Linked DNA regions of Homo sapiens: all the other regions are linked to region 2. The links are chromatin loops, found by intact Hi-C in ENCODE. Cell type or tissue: CD4-positive, alpha-beta T cell. All regions are shown on one strand. Links, peaks and the distances in the headings refer to the core of each region. The heading gives the core; the rest is flanking DNA.

Region 1 (6,079 bases), core at 505-5,504, 56 kb before region 2:
ATTCCCAAGATTCACTAACATACTTTTCTCGCGTCTGGGTTTGTTGCAGCGCAGCTTCAGCATGGTATTTATGTGTGTATTAGAGGGTTCAGGAGTCGGGTGAGAGAGAGAGTAGAGTAGAGTAGGCGCCCTGGATTTCTATCTTGGTCATGGAGATTCTAATCCAATTGCAGTCACTACCCTTCAATTGCTGCGTGTCCGTGGGTCACCCGCTCTACCCTTCAATTTCTGCGTGTCCGTGGGTCACCCGCTCTACCCTTCAGTTGCTGTGTGTCCGTGGGTCACCCGCTCTACTCTTCAGTTGCTGTGTGTTCGTGGGTCACCCGCTCTACTCTTCAGTTGCTGTGTGTCTGTGGGTCACCTGCTCTATCCTTTAATTGCTGTGAGTCCGTGGGTCACCTGCTCTGTCCTTTAATTGCTGTGAGTCCGTGGGTCACCCGCTCTACCCTTCAATTGCTGTAAGTCCATGGGTCACCTGCTCTATCCTTCAATTGCTGTTTGTGGGTCACTCACTCTACCTCTCAGAGCCTGTGTCCTCACTGCTAAGTGAGTGTTAGACTTGATGTTCTCTAAGGCCTTTTCAGCTGTAACATAAAATCCCTCTCCCATTGAGAATGTACATTCCCTCCTTCAAACTTCACACCCAGATTCAATTCTACCCTTCAAATTTTTATTTATTTATTTATTTAATTATTTATTTTTGAGATGGAGTCTCGCTCTGTTGCCCAGGCTGGAGTGCAATGGCGCAAACTCGGCTCACTGCAACCTCTGCCTCCAGGGTTCAAGTGATTCTCAAGCCTCAGCCTCCTGAGTAGCTGGGACTACAGGCGCCCGCCACCACATCCAGCTGATTTTTGTATTTTTAGTAGAGATGAGGTTTCACCATGTTGGCCAGGTGGGTCTCAAACTCCTGACCTCAGGTGATCTGCCCATCTCAGCCTCCCAAAGTGCTGGGATTACAGGCGTGAGCTACTACACCCGGTCTAAATTTATTCTTTTATAATCGTTTCCTCTGCATCCCAGTAACAAAGAAGTGCTGTTGGTGAGACCGTAGAAGCTGTACTCACCTCGTAGGTGCCCTGCGTTCCCCTGCGAGTGTTCCTCTGGGCCTAACCACCCGGTCACCTTCTTTGGGTCTGCTGATAGTGAGGTGTCTTGGATAACTACAGCAAATGTTCCAGGAACGTCCCTTTTTTCTATGGACAAGCCCGTCTCTGCAGAAGTTACAGATTGGCATCCTTGCTGAGGGTGACTTGTATCTGTGTCTTCACCTGCTTCCCTGATTTCTGACATACTGACTGCCTTGTCTTCTAGGCATGGAATTTCCTTGAGTTTTAACCCACAGACCTATCTTCGCTGTGGCTTTTTGTGTGTTTTGGCTTTTTGGCCCTTCTAGACCCAACTTCCAACTCTGCTACTGTGGTGAATCATCCCCTAAGGGCTGCTGTGATTTGTAGAACACTCACACCTGTGGGGCACTGAGCGATGCTGCGTGGAACCGGGGAGGAATGCTGAGTGGAACCGGGGAGCGATGCTGCGTGGAACTGGGGAGCAATGTGGAGTTCTTGAGTAAGGGAGAGACATGATGAAATCGATGTTTTAGGAAGATTAACAGGGAATTAACCAGGAGGTACAGGGACTGAAGTCGGCAAGGTCATCTACACAATGTTTGCTGTAATCATGCCATTCAAGGGTGTGAATAGCATCGCATTATCTTGTGTAATTCTTACAGTCTCCCGGTGAGGGTTCATGTCTTACGTGCAGAGGCTAATGGAAGGATCTGATCCCACTCACATGGAAGTCACCTCATGGTTAGGGGTCTGGCATCCCAAAGGTACTTGATCACTGTTTGAAAAATGAACGTGGGGAAGCTAGGACTTGGACACAGGTTCTTTCTATGTGGAATAAAGTGGTAGCTGAGAGGAAGTGAGTCGAGAGAGGAGGCAGAAGGGTGGAGCCCTGAGGTATCTGGGGCTGAAGTAGGTGTATTAGGTGCTGAAGGAGGAGATGGGTAAAGGGGGCTGCCAAGAACCTGAATCTGCTTTCTGGACAAATGAGAGAGCCAGGGGAGAAGGGAAGGAGAGCTGGAACTGAGAGTTTGGGTTCTGTTGCTACCTCCTAAGATGGAGCAAGTCTGGGTGTCCACTCAACATCAGTGCGCAGGCAGGCAGCCGCAGATGCAGGGAGCTTGGTACCTGGGGGCCTCGCTGGCTCAGCTGTGGGAGGGGAGTCGGGGAGTGGCAGTGGGTGGAAACGATCTTACCAAGCTGGAGAGGGTAGCCAAGAACGGAGCAGGTATGGGCTTGCCTGGGAGGCTCACTATTTTAGCAGAAGGAGGAAGAACAGTTAGCTAAAGACTGTGCAGTGTCTGCACTGCAAATTGGATTTGAGCAAAGGAGAGAGCAGAAGAAAGGTGCAAGAGTGACACAGTACCTCACCATTTAAAGACAAGCCTTGACTGCAACATTTCCCACACTTAGTATGGTGGGCTCCAGGGGAGGCCAGATTTCAGGGAGTTAAAGGAGTAGGTGAAGAATCAAAGGAGCCCGTCCTTCATATGATTGGTCTTGACTCCTCCACTGGAAGTTTGTTTATTTAATTTATTTATTTCTGAGACAACGCCTCTCTCTGTTGCCCAGGGCTGGAGTGCAGTGGTGTGATGGTACCCCCCACTGCAGCCTCGAACTGCTGGCCTCAAACAATCCTCCCACCTCAGCCTCCTGAGTAGCTGAGATGACAGGTGCACACCACCACGACTGACTAATTTTTAAATTTTTTGTAGGTAGGGAGTCTTGCCATGTTGCCCAAGCTGGTCTCTAGCTCCTGGCCTCAAGCAGCCTCCCACCTGGGCCTCCCAAAATACTGGGATTATAGGTGTAAACCACCATGCCTAGCCTCTTTTTTAAAAATTAATTTCTTTTTGGCCCGGCGCAGTGGCTCACGCCTGTAATCCCAGCACTTTGGGAGGCCGAGGCGGGAGGATCACTTGAGCTTAGGAATTCAAGACCAGCCTGGCCAACATGGTGGAACCCCGTCTCTACTAAAATACAAAAATTAGCCGGGCGTGGTGGCGCATGCCTGTAATCCCAGCTACTGGGGAGGCTGAGGCAGGAGAATCGCTTGAACCCAAGAGTCAGAGGTTGCAGTGAGCCGAGATCATGCCACTGCACTCCAGCGTGGGTGACAGAACGAGACACTGTCTCAAAAAAATTAATTTTTTTAGAGACAGGGTGTCCCTCTGTCACCCAGGCTGGAGTGCAGATCATAGCTCATTGCAGCCTTGAACTCCTACACTCAACTGATCCTGCTGCTTCTGCCTCCCAAGTGCTGGGATTCCAACTGTGAGCCACTGCGCCGCACTAGAAATTCCTTGATTCTGTGTATGGGGCCACATCTGGCATGACTGTGCCCGAACACCAACCAATCAGGAGTAACTGAACTCACTGGTCCATTTGTTGGTTACCAACCACAACTCTAGGTGTCCACCAGGGGGCACCAGAGCGCAGGGCTCCATGAGGCTCTGTTTCAGAAGAGCCCATGATGACCTCAGGGTTTGTCATCTCTCGGCTCATTTGGCTCTTGCTGTGATTGGGCAGAGGGGGCAGGTGTGTGGGAGCAGCTGGCAGTGCCTCCTCCCAACGGCCTAGTAAGGTTTTGAAAACTGAATTGCTCGGGGGCATGTGAGCACAGCCCCCTTGGCAGCTCCAGGGACCTCTGACTTGGGCAATAGGGTGAAGGCACAGTCTGTTCTCGGTCCTGGGAGGATGTGGCCGGGGTTAGCAGATACACACCATGCCTAAGAATTCCTTCAGAAATCCGTCTCTTCACCTCCGCCAGGAGGCAAGTGATCCCCTCCTGACTCAGAAATGGTGGCCCTTTGTCAAGTCAGATCGTCCTGATCCCAGCCCTCCCTTCCGTGGGCCTTAGCCCAGGCCTCCTTCTAGGCAGTGAGGGTGTGCTTGGGAACAGACTGGCTCCTCCTCCCCGCCAGAGTTTGCCTTCAGCCAAGCACCTCCCATGTCTGGTAGCTGGTTGGAATCACTTAAGGAGCTTTTAAAAACTAAGATGCTGGCTGGGAGCAGTGGCTCACACCTGTAATCCCAGCACTTTGGGAGGCCAGGGCGGGTGGATCACCTGAGGTCAGGAGATCAAGACCAGCCTGACCAACATGGTGAAACCCTGTCTCTATTCAAAATATAAAAATTAGCCGGGTGTGATGTGATGGTGCGTGCCTGTAATCCCAGCTACTCGGTAGGCTGAGACAGGAGAATTGCTTGAACCCGGGAGACAGAGGTTGCAGTGAGCCAAGATCGCACCACTGTACTCCAGCCTGGGTGACAGAGACAAACAAACAAAAAAACTAAGATGCTCAGGCTGGGCGCGGGGGCTCATGCCTGTAATCCCAGCACTTTGAGAAGGCTGAGGCAGGAGAATAGCTTGAGCCCAGGAGTTCGAGACCAGCCTGGGCAACATCTTGAGACCCTGTCTCTACCAAAAAACAAAAACAATACAATGAAGATGCCAACCCCCATCCAAGAGATTCCAATTTAAGTGTTCTAGGGTGGTGCTTGGGCATCAGCACTTTTTTTTTTTTTTTTGAGATGGAGTCTCGCTCTGTCATCCAGGCTGGAGTGCAATGGAGCGATCTTGGCTCACTGCAAGCTCCGCCTCCCAGGTTCAAGTGATTCTCTTGCCTTGGCCTCCCGAGTAGCTGGGATTACAGGTGCCTGCCACCACGCCCAGCTAATTTTTGTATTTTTAGTAGAGACGGGGTTTCACTGTGTTGGCCAGGCTGGTCTCGAACTCCTGACCTTGTGATCTGCCTGCCTCGGCCTCCCGAAGTGCTGGGATTACAAGCGTGAGCCACTGTGCCTGGCCTGGCATTGGCATTTTTAAAACTTTCTGTGTGATTCTTGTGTGCAGCTGTATCGAGACTGTCTGCATCGAAGGCCCTGATAGTCAGAGTGTGGTCCATGGGAAGCTTGATGGAAATGCTGGATCTCAGCGCCCTCCTCCCAGTTTGCTGAATCAGAATTTACAGTTCACCAAGATGCCCCGGTGATTCAGCCGCACACAGTTCCAGAAGCCCTGAGCTAGTTCGTACAGTGTTCTTTACCCACGCTCATCTCCCTGGCCTGAATCACAGCGTGTTTGACTTGCTCAAGTTGTAGCCATGGCTCTCCGTGTTTTGACTGTGACCTACAGAAAGAAACGGACTTTACAACGAGGAAGCAAGTACACCACAGAAACAATGCCTTCACTACCTGGGGTGCACTCTGCACTCCCATTCATTCAGCAGGTAGTTTTGGCACCTGCTTTGCGCCAGGCCTCATTCTAGCTGCCTGTGTCTAGAAGCCCCGGTTGTTGGGAGGTTTCTATTCTAGGAGGAGGGCAAGGGGATCAGAAAGTTAAAAGTAAACCATGTATATAAAGGGCACGCTAAAAGATATTTATTAAAATCTTTTTTTTTAAATTACATTTTTAGGGTAGGGTTCTGGGGTGCTGGTTATGTTCCATTTCTTGATCTGGGTGCTGGGTGTATTACCTGTAAGAATGCAAGCTTTCAGCACTTCTCTGGAGGTATGCTGTACGTCAATAAAAAGTTCAAAAATTACATTGTGATATTTTCTTTCTTTCTTTCTTTCTTTCTTTTTTTTTTTTTGAGAGAGACAGAGTCTTGCTCTGTCGCCCAGTCTGGAATGCAGTGGCGTGATCTCAGCTCCCTGCAACCTCCGCCTCCCAGGTTCAAGCGATTGTCCTGTCTCAGCCTCCCAAGTAGCTGAGATTACAGGCGTGCACCATCATGCCCGGCTAATTTTGTATTTTTAGTAGAGACGGGGTTTCGTCATGTTGGTCAGGCTGGTCTCGAACTCCTGACCTCAGGTGATCCACCTGCCTCGGCCTCCCAAACTGCTGGGATTACAGGTGTGAGCCACCGCACCCGGCCAAACATTCTCATATTTTCTATTCTATTATTATCCTCTTTCATAAAACAAAAAAATAGTCATTCAAAATCCACCATATTCAGTTTACCTCCCTCTAAAAGGTTGCAACAGTAGTTTTAAAAACTGCTTTATTT
Region 2 (6,079 bases), core at 592-5,591:
TAACTGGGTTCCTTTTGATGAAGGGCAATTTTAGTTGCATCCAGTCCTTCGCAATTACAACCATTGCCTCAGTAAATTGTGTATGTGGGCTGTTTTTCACTCGCACGTCAATCTGAAGATGAGTTCCCAGCAGTGGGACTGCTAGGTCAAAGGGCGTGTGCCATGGCGGTGGGTGGTGCTGAACCTGCTCTCAGCGGAGGGACATTCTCAGTTGTCACACCACCTGTGCAAGGGAGCTTTCCATGTGTTAAGGAGTTTTCTGATCTTTGGCAGACTGACTGGTAGAAAATAGTGTTTCTATAGTTTTAATATGCATTTCTCTTACGAATAAACTCAAAAATAAGTTGAGCCATTTGTATTTCCTTTTTAATGAGTTGCCTATTAATATCCTTGGCCCATTACAAAATGTTAGATTATTCATCGGTTTCTTACTGCTTTCCAGGAAATTACTGGATCAATCAAGGAAACTAGCTCTTTGAGCTTCACATATGATCATGTGAACTTTAGGAAAAGAGGTAAATCATAAGAAAGTAAGCTTAATGACTCGGGTTTATTGAAAACAAAACAGAGGCCATTCAGGGTGAGTCTGGGCCACGTGTGTGTCTGGCTGTAGGCTGGCCTTCGTGGGTAGGCCCCGAGGCTCAGAAGTTCTGAGGCCTGGGAGCTTTGCATATGCCGTTTGCAAAGGCAGGAATTCTATTATTTTAACTGTGATTTAAAATACCTAGTCAAATATATCACAAAAGGGAACAAGTTTTTTTTTTTTTTTTTTTTTTTGAGACGGCATCTTGCTCTGTTGCCCAGGCTAGAGTGCAGTGGTGCAATCTCGGCTCACTGCAACCTCTGCCTCCTGGGTTCAAGTGATTCTCCTGCCTCCGCCACCTGAGTAGCTGGGACCACAGGCGCACACCACCACACCCGACTAATTTTTGGATTTTTAATTTTTGGATTTTTAGTAGAGATGGGGTTTCACCATACTGGTCAGCCTGGTCTTGAACTCCTGACCTCATGATCCGCCCGCCTCGGCCTCCCAAAGTGCTGGGATTACAGGCGTGAGCCACCGCATCCAGCCAGAACAAGTTCATATTAAGTGAGTGTTGAGCATTGCTGTTAGACCTGGATTTCATTCCTAGCTCTGTTTCGTCTTAGAAATGTTATTTCACCTTTCTGAGTCTGTAAACTGATGGAGTAATTCCTGCCTTATAGAAGGGTTGTGAGGACTGACTGAGGTTGTGAAGGTGAAACATTTTGCTTAGAGTATGGGCCACAGTCAGTTCCCACCAAACAGTAGTTATTATAAATGTTATTTCCCCGTGTTCCTGCCTGTTTCTATTAATCAATAGCTCACATTATACACTGACCACACTCTGCGCATAGAATTGTGTTTTACTTTTCTCATTTTCCTTCTGTTTCAGAAAGTTTATTCTTTTGCTCACAATTATCCTATTTATAGATCATAGGTGTTTTTACTTCATTTTAAAAAACACATCAATTTTTTGTAAGCAATCCAGATGTGTGTATGCTTTACAAGCATTTAAAAATCTGTTTCAGAGCCAACACATCCAGAAAGATTTTTGCAGGGGGCAGAGGATGTCAAAGCAGCTCGAGGTTTCTCAGGGGAGCAGGGAACCCAGTGTACTTTTCCTGCCAGACACACAGTTCCCTAAACCCTGGGTTTCCTGCTATGTTTTTCTTGCTTCTAATCGGCCTGCCAGCTTTTCCAGCATCTCCTGGGTTTACTGAAAAGATCTTAAGTTGGGAAGTTGAAACGCTGACCCAGGTGTGTTTGCCAACAGGCAGAATCAACAACAGGCAGAATCAACAACAGGGAGAATCAACAACGGAGAATCAACAACAGGGAGAATCGACAACAGGGAGAATCAACAACAGGCAGAATCAACAACAGGCAGAATCAACAACAGGGAGAATCAACTCAGTGGGGAGGTGTCGGGTGCTTTTTGTGTGTGGAGCCCTGATGAGGAAACACAAGCCAAGTAGAAACAGTCCGTGCCCCAGATGGGTCCACAGCCTTTGGGGGACTGTGACAGCATCACGGCAGGACGGGTGCTCTGTAATCGTTACGCACCAGGTGTCTTGGGAGCAGAGGAGGTGGCTCCCCACAAGGTCACGTTGTGCTGATGTGATGGGTGAGAACGGTGAACGCCAGGTAGGGACGAAAGCGCTGCAGGTGGAGGGCCCTGCAGCCGAGGCGGCGGGCACGAGCCGGCTTGTCCCAGGCACTGAAGTTGGCAAGGCCAGAGCGCATCCTTTTGTTGTTTTGGGGGTGGGTTAGAGGCGGCTCTCGTGATCCTGGCGCGTGAGGCAGGCCTGGATCATGAGGCTGCTGGTGTGGAATGCTGAGTTCTTTTGACTTTGTAGACAAAGGAAGACATCAGGAATAGCCAGAGGGGTAGTGGGGTTGCATCTGGGTGCTCAGGATGGGGCTGCTTGAAAGCGGCTGGCGGCTCCACTGCAGCCACAAAAGGAGGAAAGGCCTAGTGCGTCTCTCCCTGCGGACAAAAGGTTTCCTTAATTGGAAGCAAGTTCATTTGTACAGAAACTGCATTTGGAGGTTGGAGGAACCTCCAACTGCTGGAGTCTTTGTCGAGAGCAAGGGTTCTTGAAGGCCAGTCCAGGGCCGCTGCCGGTCTAGAGTTAAGTTTTCAGCCACCTGAGGTGAAATGATAAGAACTGCAGGACCGAGCTTTTCTTAAAATGAAAGAGATTCCGTTTCAAGGACGGTCTTTATTTGGATGTGTCTTCCTGAGTTCTTGGTACTGAAATGGCTGTTGTTGCGTAGTGGTGGTGGTGGTGTTAGGCGGTAACTGTGTCCCCCGTGCCCTGTCAGGATGCCCCTCACCAATGACTGCTATTTTAATGATCCCCGAAGTCCATCTTGAGGACCCGGGGCCAGAGAGCTTTCGTGTTAGGCAGCACCACCTGTTGGCAAAATGTGGCATTGCAGGCCCTCTGGCTAAATTTCAGAGTGGGAGGGATGAGATTGTGTATTCATTGCCCAATAAATCAATTAATTCCAAATCTGCTGGCTCAAGCCCATGGGTGCTTAAAGGGAGTCAGCCCAGGGAAGCTGGGAGGGGAAGGAACTGGGTCGCCCGCCATCTGGAGCCAAACGGGGACCAGCCAGTATCTAAGGTCAGGAAAGGAGACGGGTGGAGGGCTCTGAAAAACACCACGCCTGCACCTGGGCCAGAAACCTGCGGCTCTGGGCTAGCTGGAGGGAAGCTGAGGGCTGGGAGAGCGGGCAGTCACTCTCCAGCAGAAGTCCTCGCATCACGTCACTCCATTTGGGAAGCCTCAGTTCCACTGTATTAAAAAAAAATGTTTTTATGATTGTTATACATGCTCTTTGTTGACTTGGACCATTCAGAAGAGCGCAGTGAGAAAATTAAAGACCCAGAAAGCCACTTAAAATTTTGATATATTCCACTTTTTTTTGTGCACATATATGTGTATTACGGTTTTATAAAATAAGGTCATCCAGCATGCAGGGTTTCCTTAAGGTTTATTTTTATCTTTATTTTATTTGGTTTTTTGTTTGAATCAAGGTCACTCTCTGTCACCCAGGATGAGTGCCGTGGCATGATCATGGTTCAGGGTGGCCTGGAATTCCTGGACTCAAGCGATCGTCCCACTTAAGCCTCCCAAGCAGCTGGGGTGACCGGCGTGCCCCACCACACCTGGCTAATTTTTTTATTTTTTTATTTTTAGTAGAGACGAGGTCTCACTATGTTGCCCAGGCTGGTCTCGAATTTCTGGACTCAAACAATCCTCCCGCCTCAGCCTCCCAAAGTGCGGGGATTATAGGCATGAGCCACTGTGCCTGGCCAGTTTTCTGTATCTTTAAATTCATCTTCTCAAAGAATATTTAAACACTACCTAGTTTTTATTCTGTGGATAAACTCCAGTTAACACATTTTGTTAATGTTTTTTATCTTGTAACTGTTCATTTATTTAGAGACAAGGTGTCCCTCTGTCTCCCAGGCTGGAGTGCAGTGGCTCCAGCTCAGCTCGGCTCACCGTACCTTGATCCTCCAGGCCCAAGGGATCCTCCCACCTCAGCCTCCCAAGCTGTGAGAACTACAGGCAGGCGCCACTATACCCACATAGTTTTGTTCTTTTTTTTCTTTTTTCTGTAGAGATGAGATCTCACTATGATGCCCAGGCTGGTCTCGAACTCCTGTGCTCAAGTGATCCACCCACCTCGGCCTCCCCAAAGTGTTGAGATTACAGGCGTCAGCCACCGCACCCAGCTGTAACAAATTGTTTTAATAAATAGTGCTAAAAGGTTTTCCAGAAATATTTGGCTCTCTTATTAAAATAAAACATAAGTTTTGAGTTTTTTTATGAAAGAAAATGTACTCTCTCTCTCTCTCTCTCTCTCTCTCTATATATATATATATATATATTTTTTTTTTTTTTTTTTTTTTTTTTTTTTGAGACAGAGTTTTACTCTGTCACCCAGACTGGCATGCAGTGGCCCGATCTCGGCTCACTGCAACCTCCACCTCCCAGGTGCAAGCGATTCCCCTGCCTCAGCCTTCCCAAGTAGCTGGAATTACAGGCACACACCACCACGCCCAGCTGACTTTTTTGTATTTTTAGTAGAGATGGGGCTTCACCGTGTTGACCAGGCTTGTCCTGAACTCCTGACCTCAGGTGATCCACCTATCTCAGCCTCCCAGAGTGCTGGGATTACCGGCGTGAGCCACCGTGTCTGGCCATATATGTTTTTAAAGAAAGGACTTATGTTCTGGACATATATTTTAAAATATTTATGTAAAATTTTTATATGTATGTTTATATAAAATATATATATACATATATATACATACATATATATATACATATATATATAGAGAGAGAGATGGAGTCTCACTCTGTCACTCAGGCTGGAGTGCAATGGTGCGATCTCGGCCCACCAGAACCTCTGCTTCCCGGGTTCAAGCGATCCTCCTGCCTCAGCCTCCGAGTAGCTGGGACTACAGGCGCCTGCCACCATGCCCGGCTAATTTTTGTATTTTTAGTAGAGATGGGGTTTCACTCTGGTGGCCAGGCTGGTCTCACGAATTCCTGACCTCAGGTGACCCATCCGCCTAGGCCTCCCAAAGTGCTGGGATTACAGGCATGAGCCACCATGCCCAGAGGATTTTTATTTTATTTTATTATTTTATTTCATTTTTATTTATTTTATTTTTAGAGATGAGGTCTCACTATGTTGCCCAGGTTGGTCTTGAACTCTCGAGCTCAAGCAATCGTCCTGCCGCGGCCTCCCAGAGTGCCGGGATTCCAGGCTTGAGACACCACGCCCGGCCAAAATGCAGTAATTGTTTAAATGGAAGACATACTGTCTGTGATGGCAAATCACTGGGTCCCCAGTCCCATGTCCTCCCCTGCCAGTATCAGAGAGGGCCCTGGAGCAGTGACCATCCCTGAGCCAGGGTGGCTCTGGAAGGACTCAGCCTGCAGGGAGCCCCGCTACTCCCTTCCCTTCTTGGCCTGCCAGCCGCCCACCCCGCTCACCCTCTCTCCCTTGGAACCTCAGGGCTCCTCATGGCCTTGGGAGTGAGGAGAATTGATCAGAGGAAAAGCCGTGTCGGGCCTAACCCGGGTCGGAGGTGGCGGCGCTACAGGCTTGAGCTTCTTTCAGAGGCCCAGGCAGCACTGTGTTTGGGGGAGTGGTTCGGCTGCCGAAGTCCGGGGTTACTAGCACTCTGTCTTGTCTGATAACGATGCTGTTTAACCACAGCCTAGTCTGCAGGCAAGAAAGCTAACAGCTTCCTCTGTCTAATGTGCATTTATTTTTCTTTGTCTCAGTTACATACTTCCCATTTAGAATAATTCTAATTCCTTTCTGTACTAGAAGTTTTGTTGTTGTTTTTGAGATAGGGTCTTGCTCGGTTGCCCAGGCTGGAGTGCAGTGGCGCAGTCTGGGCTCAGTGCAACCTTTGCCTCTCAGGCTCAGGTGATTCTCCCACCTCAGCCTCCCAAGTAGCTGGGACTACAGGCAGGCGCCACCACGCCCGGCTAATTTTTTGTAGAGACAGGGTTTCACCATGTT
Region 3 (6,079 bases), core at 786-5,785, 300 kb after region 2:
GGTCAACTTTCATGCTACAATCAATGTTTCGAGTAAACACAACATTCAAATAGACTCAAGAGTTCCCTAACACTTCCAGCAGAATAAGGCGATCTGAACTAATCATTGGATAATGCTAAGGAGCAGTGTGGTGGGAGGTACTGAGAGTGGGCCCAGCGCTAGCCCTGACCCCACTCATTAGCCACTCACTCCACCAGATCTCTCTAACAACTCTTCTAGGTCAAACATTTAGTCTTATAGTTTTGTATATGACAAATAAGGTGAGATTTTGCTGACAAAGAGGGAGTCTTATATCATTTTTAGGGACAATAAGCCACAGACTTATTTATAAGACCAACCCTGTAGATTGTTTTGTGTCTTTCTAAACCTTACCAATGTATATGTTATTTTGCAGTCAAATGTTCTACCCCCAAGCTATGCCCCCACTTAATTATTTTGATGTATATCTGGTTCCTTGGGGATATGTATATTTTACTCATATTCCATATTATAGTCTATAAATGCAAGAAAGTACTGTATTTTATTCCCCGGAGTTTTCCTAGTATGCTAATTATAATTAAAATATTAAAAAGCCAACCTTCAGCATCTTCAGTACACCCAGAGATCCAGGAGGAACAACAGCTCATTGCATTATAAAGTGACTCTCTCAGTGAACAAGGTTGGAAGACTTGAGAAAAGAGCTATCAAAGCTGAGCGTAATACATGTGGTTAAACTCTACCCCAGAGCTCTTGGTCTACGGGTGCTGTAGCCCTAATGCTGCCTCTGGGTATCTGTAGAGGGGAAGGTGCTCAGCTTCTGCTTAGAGACTCTCTGTGACCCCTGATTGACATGCATCCTCCTGGCTGGGTATCTCAGTCCTCGCCACCCAACTTGCCTGCCTCTTCTCCCGTGGCTCCTTCTCAGGCAGCCATTTTTGGTTTTCAACCAAAGCATGTCGCAATTACCCGGGGGGGAAATATATTGGTTCCTTGGGAAGACATCCCAGGATGGGGAGACAGAGGGCAAAAGGTTGCAAAACATTCTCCAGGGTGATTCAAACCTGCTTCCCTGACTTGACTGAGAACCACTGCTTTTTCAAAGAAAACTAATGACCACTTCCCATGCCTCCCCTGTCTGTACCTTTAGTACACATCACTCCTTTTGTTGAAATGTCCTGCTGCCAAAATCCAACCCACATCTGCTCTTTCGCAGAGCAATTTGGCAAAAACTAGTAAAGCTGAGGATGACCTAGTAATTCTCTTCTCTGGTAAATATCCTAGAAACACTTCTGCACATAAGCACAAGAAGATACATACGGAAATGTTCACTGCAGCACTGTTTGAAAGACAGAAAAACCAAAAACAACCTAAATGTTCATTAACAGAAGAACTGATTTAAAAATTGTGGGCTGGGTACAGTGGCTCACGCCTATAATCCCAGCACTTTGAGAGGCCGAGGTGGGCAGTTTACTTGAGGCCAGGAGTTTGAGACCAGCCTGGCCAACATGGTGAAACCCCGTCTCTACTAAAAATACAAAAATTAGCTGGGCATGGTGGCGCACACCTGTAATCCCAGCTACTTGGGAGGCTGAGGCACGAGAATCACTGGAATCTGGGAGGTGGAGTTTGCAGTGAGCCAAGATGGCGCCACTGCACTCCAGCCTGGGCGACAGAGGGAAACTCTGTCTCAAAAAAAAAAAATTGTAGCATGCACACATATGTGCAGGTACGCATACACACCATGGAATACTATGCTACAGAGAAAATTAGAGCTACATGTATCAACATATATAATCTATAAAATACGTTGGGCAAAAAGCAATATACAGGATACAGTATGAAATATATAAAACGACATTATTTCAGAATACATAAATATGCAATAAAGTAAAATGAAATGCAGGAAATAATAAACACCAAATTCAAGGTCCTGGTTCCCTCCGGAGAGTGGAGAGAGAGGGCGGCATTTCAGTAGAGGAACACCAGTGGCTTTCATTGCATGGGTAACTGCATTAGTTTCTGTGGCTGCTGTAGCAAATGACCACAAACTCAGTGGTTTAAAGCACCTGAAATGTATTCTCTCATAGTTCTGGAGGCCAGAAGTCCAAAATCAGTATCACTGGGCCGAAATGAAGGTGTGGGCAGGGCTGTGAAGGCTCTAGGGGAGAATCTGTTCCTTACCTCTTCCAACTTTTGGTATTTTGGTGGCTGCTGGCATTCCTTGGTTTGTGGCCACAACACTCCAATCTTCAAATCTGCTTGTCTTCACAGGGCCTGTGTGTGTGTGTGTGTGTGTGTGTGTGTGTGTGTTTGTGTGTGTGTCAAGTGTGAAATCTTCTGCCTGTCTCCAAAAGAATACATGTAATTACATTTAGGGCCCACCTGGATAATCCAGGATAATCTCCCTACTTCAAAAGTCTAACTCGGCTGTGTGCGGTGGCTCACGCCTGTAATCCCAGAACTTTAGGAGTCTGAGGCAGGTGGATCACTTGAGGTCAGAAGTTTGAGACCAGCCTGGCCAACATTGCGAAACCCCATCTCTACTAAAAATACAAAAATTAGCTGGGCTTGGTGGCACGCGCCTGTAATCCCAGCTACTCAGGAGGCTGAGGCAGGAGAATTGCTTGAACCCAGGAGGCGGAGGTTGCAGTGAGCCACTGCATCACTGCACCACTGCACTCCAGCCTGGGCATCAGAGTGAGACTCTGTCACAAAGGAAAAAAAAAAGCCTTAACTCAATCATATCTGCTATGACATTTTTTCCAAACTGAACATTTCCAGGCTTCAGAGATGAGGACCTGGTAGCTTTGGAAGAGCATTTTTCAGCCTATCACAGTAATATTTTCTTAAACTGAAAGGTAGGTAATAGAGGATATAATGGCTTCCCACTTGGGCCCAGCAGAATGACTCCTGCAAAAAGGGTAGCCAGAAAAAGGGGGGTCATTCTGCCATCAATGAGGCAGTGACCTGAGGATACACCATCAACATTCACAGGTGCATCCATGGAGTGGGCTTCAAGAAGAATACCCCTCAGGCACTCAAGAGAGATCCAGAAATCTGCCATGATGGAGATGGGGACTCCAGATGTACGCACTAATACTAGGCTCAACAAATGTCTGGGTGAAAGGAAGGGCCGTACCACATCCATGTTTATCGTGCAGAAAACATAATGAGGGTGAAGGTTCAGCAAACAAACTCTATACTTTGGTTTAACTATGTACCTGTGACCACTTTCAAACATCTATAGACAGTCAATGTGGGTGAGAGCCAACCACTGATTGTCAAATAAAGTGATAAAATCATACACACACAAATAGACATACAATCATGGCCCTTTACCTTTTTTTTGAGATGGGTTCTCATTCTATTGCCCAGGCTGGTGTGTAGTGGTGCGATCATAGCTCACTGCATCTTCTGCCTCCTGGGGTCAAGTGATTCTCCCACCTCGGTCTTCTGAGTAGCTGGGACCATAGATGTGTGCCACCATGCCCAGCTAATTTTTGAAGTTTTCTGTATTTCGCCATGTTGCCCAGGCTGGTCTTGAACTCCTGGGCTCCAGCAATCCACCTGCCTCGGCCTCCCAAAGTGCTGGGATTACAAGCATGAGCCATGGCGTCCAAACTTATGGCCCCTTACTTTGAATAACGGTTGTCTATGACTATATCTTAAGGCAGATACAGACTGTGATCCTTTCATAGAAAAAGAGATCTCCATACCCCTGAACCCAAAATAAAAGTTTTTTTTAAAAAGAAAAAGAGGTCTCCAGGAGGCTGAAGGGCAGTGTAATATGGGTAACTCAGTGGGAAGGTTAGAAGACTATGTGTCATGCTCTAGAGTGTATGAATTTGTCATTTCAGAGATGGAACAATTCTGGATAAAATGAGATCCAGGGCCTAACACCTATAACCTGATTTTGCCATTTTGAGATTTTTTGTGAGTCTTTTTTAATATGCTAAATTATGTTTCTAAACAGTGGTATCCTCCTCCAAACATTCACATTAGTGAGCGAGCTGAAGGTCAAAAATCAAAAAAAACCTTTCAGAACCAAGTGGATTGGATACTGAGTTCTAGCAGAATTCCAAGAATTGTGGACAGGTCAGTGGACAAAAATTCCCATCATATTACCTAGGCAGCCACCAGCTCCACCTGCTTTTATCCAAGCCTTCTGTTTCCCACCTCTCCCAGGCCAAGATTACTGCCAGTGCTCTATGAGTCAGCTGTGTCCCCAGGAAGTGACAAATGGGCTCAGGAGCTGGCATGGACAGCACTGGAGGAAGCAAATGGCCACTCCTCTGTCATCACAGTTCATTAAGTAGGTGTTTGTTCTTTGCCTGCAGCCTGGTCCCAGCAGGACTGGTGAGAGCTCATGTGTGCACCAGAGTCAGAGGACACCCTGTGTGCACCAGAGTCAGAGGACACCCTGTGTCCTTTCCCCCAAACCGGGGAGTGGTTGGGAACGACAATGACCAACCTTACGGGAAGATGCTATGAAAATCCACAAAACTGAAGCTGACATCTGTGGCATTTTGCTTCAGGGCATTTTGTCAACAAAGCATACTGTGCACTAGAAACAGTCTAGGTGGGTCATTTGCACCTGCAAATTACTAATACAAATAACATCTCAAGCTTGGCAGGCTTAGAGGCTGAGATTGTTGGCACTTCATCTGTCAAGTCTCAGCTCAGATGGCATCTCAGAGGCATCTGCCTAAAAGTGATTGCCCCAGTTACCTTCCATCCGGTCACACTTTTTATCTCTTTCTTACCATTTTTCATAATCTGCAATGATTTTGTATATGTATTTGCTTATGTATTTGTGGTCCATCTCTCCCACTGGAAGGTAGGCTCTCTGAAAAAAAAAAAAAAGATCCTGCTTTTTTGGTACCCTCTTATATCCTGAGACCTAGAACAGTTCCTGGCACATATTTAAGTACTCAATAAATATTTATTGAATAAATGAGTGGGTGAATGAACAAATGAATGTACAAATGCAGAGGCTGAATATAAATGTCCCAGGGCCCAGAAAGAATCAGTCACAGAAGGGAAAACAGGACCCAGATAAAAATGTCTTATATTCATGTGCCTCAACATATCTGGCTACAATTGCTTCCCAGTTTGCTATATCTGGCATGTTCCCACAACTTACACTGGAATATCATAGGCACATTCATTCATTTTCCAAATGGGGAGACTGAAGCCCAGCAAAATGAAATGACTTAAGTGAAACTATGTGGCTAGTTACACTTATAACTTGAACTTGGACCCTCTCTTCTATCAGAAAAATAACTTACTCATAGGATGATTGGGGTTTTTTACCTCATTTTGTTCATTTCCCCACAAACAAAACATATTCTATGAGAGAAGTGTTTTTGTCCCCATGAGACAAAAAAACATGGTATAAAGTCAGTGTTATATTTTGCAAGTCAATAACCACTACCTAGGGGATTCTATTCAAGGACTAATTATTAAGGAGGCAACTTTGGCCAGGCTTGGTAGGACTCACAGTAACAGAGATGAGTGAGATGAGGACATCCCGCTCCCAGGGCCACCAGGTACATGAGACCGTCAACATGAAAGTCCTGGACTCAGACCCTGGCTATTTTTAGCATGTGGGAGATATTGTTTCATATGGTTAAGGGGCAACTCTACCAGGAAGCAGGGAACTGAATGACTCCATGAGACACTCCCAGCTCCAGGGGGCCTTCTGGACAAGAACAGCACAGGCAGCAGGAAGAACAGGTGTTTTGAATAGACTCACTTCCCCTCCTCCCATGAGACTATGCTGCCTCCTTGTGATTGAAGAAGCAAATGCCGAATACAAGTACTTCATACATCAACTGAGAAACATTAAAATGTTCTTAATAAGCATGAAAGATTTACCTGCATCCAGTTCCCATATCCCCTTTATATGTTCTAGAAAGTGTACTCCAGCTCATTCATTCATCCTTTCCTTCTCCCTGAAAATGACATGTGTTCCGAAACCTGTTTTGAATTATAACAGAAAAGCACCACTGTCTGTTATTGAAAGGAGAAATAATTTTTTCATTTCGAACAAATAAAAGTCCTGAAGGATCATATCTTCTCCTAAGTAGGTTCATTGTCA

What was found. Hi-C counts contacts between places; a loop is a spot of excess contacts. Peaks named below come from ENCODE experiments on the same cell type or tissue, not always from the same donor. Only the 100,000 strongest peaks of a DNase experiment are listed, where the experiment ranks them.
Region 1: it touches region 2 in a loop (11-fold over the local background); 93 of 110 quality-filtered maps call a loop at or near these places.
Region 3: a loop joins it to region 2, with 7 times the contacts of the local background. A loop is called at or near these places in 27 of 110 quality-filtered maps.

The regions. Positions count from the first base shown.
Region 1 is chr3:195,912,615-195,918,693 of GRCh38, reverse strand. It overlaps TNK2-AS1 (TNK2 antisense RNA 1), which reads right to left. Exons shown (of 2, transcript NR_145450.1): 2 at 5,430-6,079. It overlaps LOC124906253 (keratinocyte proline-rich protein-like), which reads left to right. Exons shown (of 4, transcript NR_197446.1): 4 at 4,924-5,614. Among named protein-coding and RNA genes, the nearest start is that of TNK2, 7.1 kb to the right of the region's middle. RefSeq lists a silencer at 3,637-3,686 and an enhancer at 3,288-3,900. In CD4-positive, alpha-beta T cell, for the core only: CTCF peaks have their summits at 3,289 and 3,502 (motif pointing right); a DNase peak (open chromatin) is centred at 3,523.
Region 2 is chr3:195,856,361-195,862,439 of GRCh38, reverse strand. It overlaps LINC01983 (long intergenic non-protein coding RNA 1983), which reads left to right and starts at 2,036. Exons shown (of 2, transcript NR_134939.1): 1 at 2,036-2,167. RefSeq lists enhancers at 1,602-2,124, 2,125-2,649. In CD4-positive, alpha-beta T cell, for the core only: a CTCF peak has its summit at 2,916 (motif pointing left); a DNase peak (open chromatin) is centred at 2,919; H3K4me3 peaks cover 260 bases.
Region 3 is chr3:195,558,384-195,564,462 of GRCh38, reverse strand. It overlaps the pseudogene RPL31P64. Among named protein-coding and RNA genes, the nearest start is that of PPP1R2, 18 kb to the right of the region's middle. In CD4-positive, alpha-beta T cell, for the core only: CTCF peaks have their summits at 5,562 and 5,763 (motif pointing left); a DNase peak (open chromatin) is centred at 5,742.